Regions from separate parts of the Homo sapiens genome. Here region 2 is linked to region 1. Evidence: read pairs that join two places in POLR2A ChIA-PET (ENCODE). Cell type or tissue: PC-9. All regions are shown on one strand.

The links. ChIA-PET counts read pairs that join two places held together with the same protein. Peaks named below come from ENCODE experiments on the same cell type or tissue, not always from the same donor. Only the 100,000 strongest peaks of a DNase experiment are listed, where the experiment ranks them.
Region 2: POLR2A ChIA-PET joins it to region 1 with 7 read pairs; 1 of 35 experiments calls an interaction of 5 or more read pairs at or near these places.

Annotation. Positions count from the first base shown.
Region 1 is chr17:29,663,326-29,668,325 of GRCh38, reverse strand. SSH2 (slingshot protein phosphatase 2) reads left to right here. Exons shown (of 16, transcript NM_001282129.2): 10 at 1,103-1,196; 11 at 1,331-1,459. Among named protein-coding and RNA genes, the nearest start is that of SSH2-AS1, 26 kb to the right of the region's middle. RefSeq lists enhancers at 1-642, 4,801-5,000 and a silencer at 4,801-5,000. In PC-9, no CTCF peak of the experiment used is centred here; DNase peaks (open chromatin) are centred at 2,845 and 3,205; H3K4me3 peaks cover 1,639 bases; H3K27ac peaks cover 4,078 bases.
Region 2 is chr17:29,252,727-29,257,726 of GRCh38, reverse strand. CRYBA1 (crystallin beta A1) reads right to left here. Exons shown (of 6, transcript NM_005208.5): 5 at 3,945-4,087; 6 at 3,233-3,525. The coding sequence ends at 3,378. NUFIP2 (nuclear FMR1 interacting protein 2) reads left to right here. Exons shown (of 4, transcript NM_020772.3): 4 at 1-1,888. Among named protein-coding and RNA genes, the nearest start is that of CRYBA1, 8.4 kb to the right of the region's middle. In PC-9, no CTCF peak of the experiment used is centred here; no DNase peak of the experiment used is centred here; H3K27ac peaks cover 1,980 bases.

The DNA of each region.
Region 1 (5,000 bases):
TTGAAGAGAAACAGCTCAGGTATTAGCTGTATTCTGTAGGGTTCATGAGAAATTAAGAGTCCAAGTGGTGGGAAGCCCCAAGGTTGTGGGGTTGGAGCATCCATCTTTGGAGATTACCAAAGCTATTTTTGCAACCAGTGATAAGGCTGTAGGCAGCAAGGGCAGGCAGGATGCCTGAAAGCTTAGTCCATTTTCATCTCCAAATAAGGAGGTGCAGAGCCAGATACCTTTCTTGAGTAGGTGGTGGGAGTTGGGGAGGAGATGAAACAAAGTACTCTCTGTCAACCTCATTCAAATTCTGCATAATCTGAAATAATGCTTTAGAGGAGGAGTATCCAGTTACATTGAACCACTACCTTTCTAATAATTGGAGAGTCAGCTACCTAGTTTGATTTCATATTAAAGTTCCAAGGGTGATTTTATTTTTAAGAGAGTCAGAAGACTAAAGGAAGTGACATAATCCTTCAGGTAGAGCATTAGGCTAGGCTGAGCGTTGTAGTTCTCCTGCCCCAGCATGGTTATCAGCATGTCATTTAGCTTTTCAGTTGTTTGTTTCCTCTCCCTATAGAAAAGGATAAGTGTTTCACAGAGATATTGTGAGAGTTGTCATTAAAAGGAAAGCATTCTGGATGGAAGGGCTCTTAAGTCAGCAGTCCCCAGCCTTTTTGGCACCAGAGACCAGTTTCCACAGACGGAGCAGTGGAGTGGGGATGGTTTCATGATGAAACTGTTTCACCTCAGATCATCAGGCGTTAGTTAGCTTCTCATAAGGAGCACACAACCTTGATCCCTCACATGTGCAGTTCACAATAGGGTTTGCGCTCCTATGAGAATCTAATGCTGCCACTGATCTGACAGGAGGCGGAGTTCAGGCAGTAATGCTTGCCCGCTGCTCACCTCCTGTTCTGCTGCCCGGCTTCTAACAGGCCACTGACCGGTACTCACTGGGGACCCACGCTCTAAGTTGTTGATCTCTAGAACCGATTTTGGAAAAGGATTTGCCTTATTGAAGAAGACAGGATCATTCTTCTTTCTTTCCCATTTAAGAATAATCGTTATTAAGAATATCGTTTAAGAATAATCGTTATTTCTCTCTTCTCAGACCTACTGAACGTGAACGAACAGAAAGGCTAATTAAAACCAAATTAAGGGAGATCATGATGCAGAAGGATTTGGAGAATATTACATCCAAAGAGGTAAGAGACCTTGAGTCCTTGTTTGTTCCAAGGCTAGCAGTGGGATAACAGTAGGTGTGGGGCTGGAAATAGTGCATGGTTGAAAGTACAGAGGGACTTTAAGAGATGGGTCCAATATATCATCTTTGTTTCAGATAAGAACAGAGTTGGAAATGCAAATGGTGTGCAACTTGCGGGAATTCAAGGAATTTATAGACAATGAAATGATAGTGATCCTTGGTCAAATGGATAGCCCTACACAGATATTTGAGCATGTGTTCCTGGTAAGTTTTAAAGCCACTTTAAGTGGTGTGCTAACGCTAGCCCATATGGACTCATGGGCAGGGGTAATTATTAAATTTTATTATACATAAATAAAATGTAACTTACTTTAAAGACAAAAGTGATAAGTACTCAAACCTCATCACTTCCTAATTATTTTATTACTTTTAGTGTGTGTGTGCGTGTGTGTGACAGTCTCGCTCTGTCGCCCAGGCTGGAGTGCGGTGGCACGATCTCGTCTCACTACAATCTCTGCCTCGCGGGTTCAAGCAATTCTCCTGCCTCAGCCTCCCGAGTAGCTGGGACTACAGGTGCATACCACCACACCCAGCTAATTTTTGTATTTTTAGTAGAGACGGGGTTTTGCCATCTTGGCCACGTTGGTCTTGAACTCCTGACCTCAGGTGATCTGCCCGCCTTGGCCTCTCAAAGTGCTGGGATTATAAGCATGAGCCACCATGCCTGGCCCTCATTTTTAATTTTATTTTTATTTTTGAAACAGGGTCTCGCTCTGTTGCCCAGCCTGGAGTGTAGTAGCACAGTCTCAGCTCAGTGCAACCTCAGCCTCGCAGGCTCAAGTGATTCTCCCTTCTCAGCCTCCTGAGTAGCTGGGACCACAAGCGTGTGCCACCAGCCCCCAGCTAATTTTTGTATTTTTTGTGGAGATGGGGTTTTACCATGTTTCCCAGGGTGGTCTCGAACTCCTGAGCTCAAGCAATCCACTCACCTAGTCCTTCCCAAAGTGCTGGGATTACAGGCATGAGCCATCGCACCTGGCCCCAAATTACCGGCATGAGCCATCGCGCCTGGCCCCAAATAGGATGATCCTTTAAGATCACTCTCAAATCTGCCAAATGTGTCTAAGTTCTGATATATCTGAGCAGAGCTGGTGGGAGCTACTATATAACTGAGAGACAAGAGACTACTGGACTTTCAAACATATGAAACCTTGTAGCTACACTTTGAGTCCCTACTTTTATGATTACCAAAAAATTGGTGACTAAAAATTGTTCTTCATGGTTCCTGAACATTTAGTGACCTTTTGTAATTAGCCCAAGGAGACCTCTCTGACAGGTAGATTTTGAAAGCTTCTAAAGTCTATTTTTCTCTCAAGTGTTAGAGTTTTAGTTCTTATCTGTACATTTAGTGGGAACAAAGTTAACAAGAATAATTAAAATCAATGGAGAATGCCAAAACCTCATTTTGTGTCCACTTCCCACACACTTTCACCAAAAATGCTTACAAGGAAGTAAATCAGTTGGTTTGAATTTCACTTCCTTTCTCTTCTTGAGGACGTTTATGAACTGTGAAATGATTAGAAGCTGGGAAACAGAAGAGAAGGAGAATAAATGCTCAGGAACTGACTAAACTGGATCCACCTCACTCTGAATATTCAAGAGTTTATTTCATGAGGCACTCAGACTATGCCTTTGAAGGCTTGTGCCCTGAAATAACTTGTTGACACTCTAGGATATATGTGTCTAGAGTGATTCATAGTGGTATATTAGCTATGAAATTACTCATGAAAAGCTGTGAGTTGGGAGGGGGACTTCTTTTCCATTACTTTAACTGACCAGTATGTGTTGGCATTTCTGGTTGTAGATCATACTGCAAAACTGTCATTGGCTTTTCCATTTGCAAGACACCTGGCTTTGTTGTCTCTTACATATACTTCCACAAGGATTCAGATATATCCTGCTCTTGTATTATTGGAAAGAATCTTTGTGTTATCTATAGAAAACTTGTGAGTCACTCGTTCTATGGGGCCCTCCCAACTGTTTCCCTGAGACTAATTTTTATGAAGGACAAATATCTGTAGTCAAAAGGAGCTCATGTGACTGAAGCTGCAAACTTGAAAGTCAAGTTTCCCATTGAGCTTGACTTTTAACACGTAAAAGAATATAGACATGATAAATATGAAATACAGTCAGATTCTGACTGATCAACCTGTTTTATTTCATGCATGCTTCCCTGTGTCTCTGGTGCCACCCACTCAAGAACTACTCCTCAAATGGTATATTTTAGGCCATGCAAGCAAATTTTAATAGTATTGTAAGCAGAAAAAACAATCTAATTTCCCCAAAATTACATTTCTCTAATCAACTACAAATGCATTTGAGCATTTGTGCCAGTAGATTAATACCATGATTTCATTATTGTCAGGTATAATCTTCTGTCTTGAGTTTTTTTCTTATTAAAAAAATAATTCTGGCCAGGTGTGGTGGCTCACACCTATAATCCCAGCACTTGGGGTGGCCAAAGCAGGAGAATCACCTGAGCCTGGGAGTTTGAGGCTGCGGTGAGCCATGATCATGCCACTGCACTCCACCCTGAGCAACAAAGAGAGAGCCTGTCTAAAAATAATGATAATCCATGTTCATTTTTAAAAATTTTAGAAGACAACAGATTATCATATTTATTTAATCATCAAGACTGATAATCACCATCATCTTTTATTATATAATATTGCCTTCCAATCTTTTTTTTTTTTTTTTGGAGACGGAGTCTCGCTCTGTCGCCCAGGCTGGAGTGCAATGGCATGATCTCAGCTCACTGCAACCTCCACCTCCCAGGTTCACACGATTCACCTGCCTCAGCCTCCCAAGTAGCTGGGATTAAAGGCACACACTACCACGCCTGGCTAATTTTTTGTGTTTTTAGTAGAGACGGGATTTCATTATGTCGGCCAGACTGGCCTTGAACTCCTGATCCTCCCGCCTCAGCCTCCCAAAGTGCCGGGATTACAGGCATGAGCCATCGCGCCCAGCCCCAATCTTTTTTACTTTTATTTATAGATGTACATATATATTTTTGTGTATACACACACAGATATGATACATTGTCTTTATTTTTTTAAAGAGTAGTTTTAGGTTCACAGCAAAATTGAGCAAAAGGTATAGAGATTTCCCATATACAACTTATCCCAACACATGCATAGTTTCCCCCATTGTCAACATCCTCCACCAGAGTGGAGTGTAACAAATGAGTGTAACATTTGTTACAGCACATTATTCTACATTGGCACATCATTGTAAACTAAAGTCCATAGTTTACAATAGGGTTCACTCTTGGTGTTGTACGTTATATGGATTTGGACAAATTTGTTGTCTGTATTCACTATTAGAGTATCACATAGAAGTTTTTACTTTTTAAATACACATCTGTGTACTTGTTTTGCACATCAGCATTGTGTATATATGTACATATTTTTGAACAAAGGAAAATCTCTTCAGCTTCAGGTATAATTCTGTATTCTAGAAAATGGACATTTTCTTTCTATTGTGAATATTTATTTGGGGGAAAAAAAACTTCAAAATTGAGGATCTCTGTAATTTAAATCCTACTTAACAAAGTAAATGCATGAACAGGTTGTCTAAACATCTTATTATACTTGTTCCTTGGTGGCTTCCTCCCTTTGTTTACACTGCCATATCCTATGTCCAACTCCCTATCTCTTCTCCATTGAGTCTTTGCCCTGCTGGCTTTCCTAGCAGTTGACACGGAAAAAGAGGCATTCTAGCTGCAAGTGGTGGTGTTGATTTT
Region 2 (5,000 bases), 410 kb after region 1:
ATACAAAGCATTGTTTGCAAAATATAGGGAGATAATGGAGTCCACTTTAATTTGGAATTCTGTGTGAGCTATGATCCAAGTTATCAGCTCTTTCCAACTTTAAAAATTTTGTTAAAAGCACCTTGCTTAGAAAATTTTAAATATTTATGTCTGCAACAATTGTCTCAAAATAATAAACTGTGCAATTCTTGTCATTAAAAAAAAAAAAGATCTGAATTTTCCCTAATGTGACTTGTTAGTTTCTCTCTGTATTTCCTGCCAGTGTAAATGTGAAAGCTTTGCTTGCATTACGTTTTAGAAATGCATTTTGCACACTCGAATTTTGCCGAAGCTCCGTGAAAAGGTTAGATCTAAGTAGATGAATAAAGCTATGCACATGTTTTGAAAGTTTAATTTGTGTGTCATTACCAAAAGTGACCGATTTGTCCTTACTACTTTGCTGTTGTTAGCTTTACCATCTTTGGAAACTTGGCTCAAAGTTACATAGTTCTGGGCTAGCTCATCAGTGGAACTAGGAGAGAGGAAAACTGGCACCTATTTTAATAAAGTTCAATTTAAACGAGAGCTTGACTTGTATCTATTAAAGAGCTTTTCTTGAAACAGGGCAGTTTTATCAGCTTTACAAATCATTGGATGCTCTTCCTTAGTAATATTTTGGTTTATTTGATCAAATAGAAATGGAAAGTAATTCAAACTGAAAGACCCTTTTTTGTCATATGGAACTTGGTGACGATTTTTTGTCTTAAAGCTGGTTTAAAGGTAGGATAGGCTTTTACCTTTATTGCTTTAGCATAAATTTGGTTTACTGAATTGACTGGCTTGAGATTAGAATTATTCAGTTGTTTGTAAGATCAAAGCACTGGTTGTTTTAAAGATAACGTGTATCTTTTAAAAAATTGCCCAAGCTGATTAGAACAAGTTTAGGAGTTGGGTACATTTGGTTCAAGTGCTGCAATCTGTATGTACTAAATAGCTTTACTTTGTGTATGTGTACTTATAATGTGTAGATGTACTACTACCCAGGTTTTGTCAAATCATCTTTTTTAAAGTTTTTTTTTTTTTAATTGGTTCAGGACCTTTGTAGGAGAGGCTAATATGTTTAAGTAGAAGATATTACTGATAGCATTTTCCCCATGCTCCTACATAAAAAATAAATATTTCCATTTTATAGCTTTTTCAATATACAGAAGAGGGTTACTTCTTCATCAAGTATATTGTTGCCTTTGAGGACACAGCAAAACCCTTCTATATGTATCTTCATTGATAGTGGCAGTTAAAAACTAAGTTATCCAGTTAAGACTTAAAAGGTGACCCATATTAATTGCATGGCCTTAAAAGGCAGAAATGCAGGAGTGTAGCAAGCATCATTTTAGATGGCTATGGTTCCTCTTCCGCATCTGTCAGTAGTTCACTTATGTTCAGTCTTAGAACCTACTGGAGGAGTGAAGTAATTTCTCTGTCTCGTGCAGAGGCACTAAGGAGCTGAGTTACCTCTTAATCTGGGGGAATGGATAATAAGTGGAGTACAGTTATGTTAAAGGATGTTCCCCCCGCTCAAAAAAAAGTTTCAATGTTTGTTTTGCCCAGTCAAAAATATAGGTCTTTTCTACATATAAGAACAGTCACCAGAAATTTTCCCTTTTGCTAAATGCTTAGGTATTTGCTATAGCTGTTTCTGATGTCATGGATTCTGAGGAAGTGTCATTTACGTGATGATCTTCCTTTATTGATGTCTTCATCATGTTCAGTGTTTTAAAAATATAAATTACAAACACTCTACAACCATACCCAGATTTACTTATTTTATCAGAAAAAAAACTTGAGAAATTTGTAGATCAAATTGAGAGACAATAAGTGTACATTGTTGAATAAAAAATTTTAAAGTTTCTGAGGTGTTTGTTATCTTTTGTGTGCTTTAATTTTTTAAAAAGTCTTTACTGACTAATCTTAAATTCAGCTGATAAAAAGTAAAAAGAAAAACAAACCGAAAACTAAGTTTGTGACATTGATAATGATTTTTTTCCAAAGGGTCAAATATGTGAAGAATTTAAGTCTTCAGTATACTATGGTCCTATGATTTTAAAAAAATTTTTTAATCATACAGGTTTTTACAGTGCTTAGAATTAGCTTGCTTATTGAAAAATCCAGAGCTATCCTGCCTTTTTGCAGGACATTAAGCCTTATGCCCTTCCAATTGAAATAAATCAAAATTGAGCTAAGCAGTTGAGCAACTAGAATGTTAAGTTGCCAAGATTCTGGATTTATTCATAACTTTATGTTGAAATATGTGGCAGTACACACTGGAGAAACTTCCTGTTTCTTTAGTACTGATTTGTCACAAGGTGAAAGGAAAATCAATGCCAACTTCAACATTATTAGAAAGAGCAGGAGACGGGAGGAAAGGACATAAAAACATTTACCAAAAGTGTCAGTCGCTATAGAGATTGATAACATTTAGGTCATATGCTTTATTGTTCTTTGAGATAAGGAATAATTGTCCTTGGCCTGGTGAGTGACTTGCAAGGACACAAAAGAGAATGTGGAGTTTTATGGAAGCTTGACTTAAAAAATTCTCATCCAGACAGGCGCAGTGGCTCAACACCTGTAATCCCAGCACTTTGGGAAGCCACAGTGGGTGGATCACTTGAGCCCAAGAATTCGAGACCAGCCTGGGCAACATAGTGAGACCTCATCTCTACAAAAAGTACAAAAATTAGCCAGGCATAGTGGCAGGCACCTGTAGTCCCAACTACTCAGGAGGCTGAGGCAGGATCACTTGAGCCCAGGAGAATGACGCTGCAGTAAGCCAGATCGCACCACTGCACTTCAGCCTGGGTGACAGTGAGACCCTGTCTCAACAACAACAAAAATTCTCATCCACAGGCCGGGCGTGGTGGCTCACGCCGGTAATCCCGCACTTCGGGAGGCCGAGGCGGGCAGATCACCTAAGGTCGGGAGTTCGAGACCAGCCTGACCAACATGGAGAAACCCCGTCTCTACTAAAAATACAAAATTAGCCAGGTGTGGTGGTGCATGCCTGTAATCCCAGCTACTCGGGAGGCTGAGGCAGAGAATCACTTGAACCCGGGAGGCGAAGGTTGTGGTGAACCAAGATAGCGCCATTACACTCCAGCCTGAGCAACAAGAGCAAAATAACTAAAAAAAAAAAAAAAATTCTCATCCACTTAGGTGTGATTTATGTGAAGCATGGTAGTTAATTCAGTCTACAAAGTTTTTTTTTTTTAAATGACGTTTATTGTGGATTTCAGCAGCTAACATTTGAAAGCAATGTCTGTGAGCAGAACATAAAACTTATTCTAGAGTGCTTAGCAAGGTCTCATGCTTGAGGAATTATCGTACTTGGAGCTTTTAATCAGCTACTGTTGGATTCGGCGAATCGATTGGATCTGCGAAGTCTGGGCATGAGAGCCCCACTCTCTCCAATGTTTATAGTCTCCTCCATGATGGTCACATTCCAAGATATACTGATACCCACGATATCCAGGATATTGGTAGCAAACCCAGCTAGGAAATTCAAAGTACATTTCATTATTAAAACTAATTAGGAATCTGGTTAATACCCCAAAACCTGAGCCTCTTTACTCAACACAATGGTATGAGATGCTTTTAGGCTTAGAAAAAATAGCCATCCTAAATGTGTCAGGCACTATTTGTAAGCATAATATGGCTATAGCTAGTTAATTAGCCTTAATCATCAAAACAGGTATAAGTAGTCAACGTAAATTCTTCCATAGAGGCATGTCTGGGGGAGATAAATCTGCAACCTAAAGTGGTAGTTGGTATAAAGAAATTGAGATTCAAAATTATGTAGAACTAGAATGTGACATCTATACCGATACGTATGAAATCTGATTAAAACATAACTATTGATGCAACCTCAGGAGTTACTTTGAAGTATATTCCAACCCTGTTTTTGTACTTACGCCCCACTTTGTATCTTCATGGAGCCGACTTCGTTGTTGAACCAGCCCATGGCTTGCAAGGAGGGGTAGTCGTCAGAGATCTCCCACTGGCGTCCAATAAAGTTTTCCTTCTCAAAGATGGTCATCTTAGACTCCTTATGATTCTGTAATTCAGAAATTGTTTTAAAATGTTTAGTACTAGTGCTATGGCTATCATTCTTCATGTTTTTCAAAATTGAAACACTTTTGGATTATACAAGGAAGCACATGATAATTTAAAAAGATTAAGGCAACAGATTTGTGAGAAAAAAGTTACCCATAATTTTGTTTATTCCAATTTAAATACCATAACATTTTGAATGTACAAATAACTGATATACTATTTTGGAACAATGAAGAGGATTTGACAGTGAGAAAAAGTACTAACAAAATGCAGCCAACCAAGGGATTAATATTCACTAATGTGAAAAAAGATCTCACAGATTATTACAAAAAGTAAGCCCAAATATGTATGTGTGCGCTTGCGTGTGTATGTGTGTTGTTGGATATAACCTGTATGTCCAGTAGGGGACATGAATACTACACAAGCATTAAAAAGACAGAGACTAACCTGTATGAACTTCAAAAATGGACAAAACTGTTTGGTAATAGAAAGTGGTAGGGGAGCAATTGAGTGGAAAGGGACACCAGGGAACTATGATGGAATGTTCTTTATATGGTTAGGGTGTTGGTTACATGGATCTATATATTTTTCAAAAACTCATGAGAATATTCACTTAGGGTCTGTGCATTTTACTGTATGTCAGTTATACCTTAGGGTGGGCAAATGAAATGTTTTTAAAAGTGAGATTGAAATAATTTCCAGACAGGCAACTATTTATTTGGATTAGAACTATTTAGGTTAACTTCTCCACCAGTTGAATTTTGGCAAGACTTTGAACCAAGATGAGATTATTAACCAAAATCACGAGAAACTCTCACATAGACTGAATATTTGGAAAGGTTCTAGCCCAACCTAACTCCTAATACAGGGATCATTTTCAACACACCCCTTAAGGTCATTCTGCTTTCTGCTTG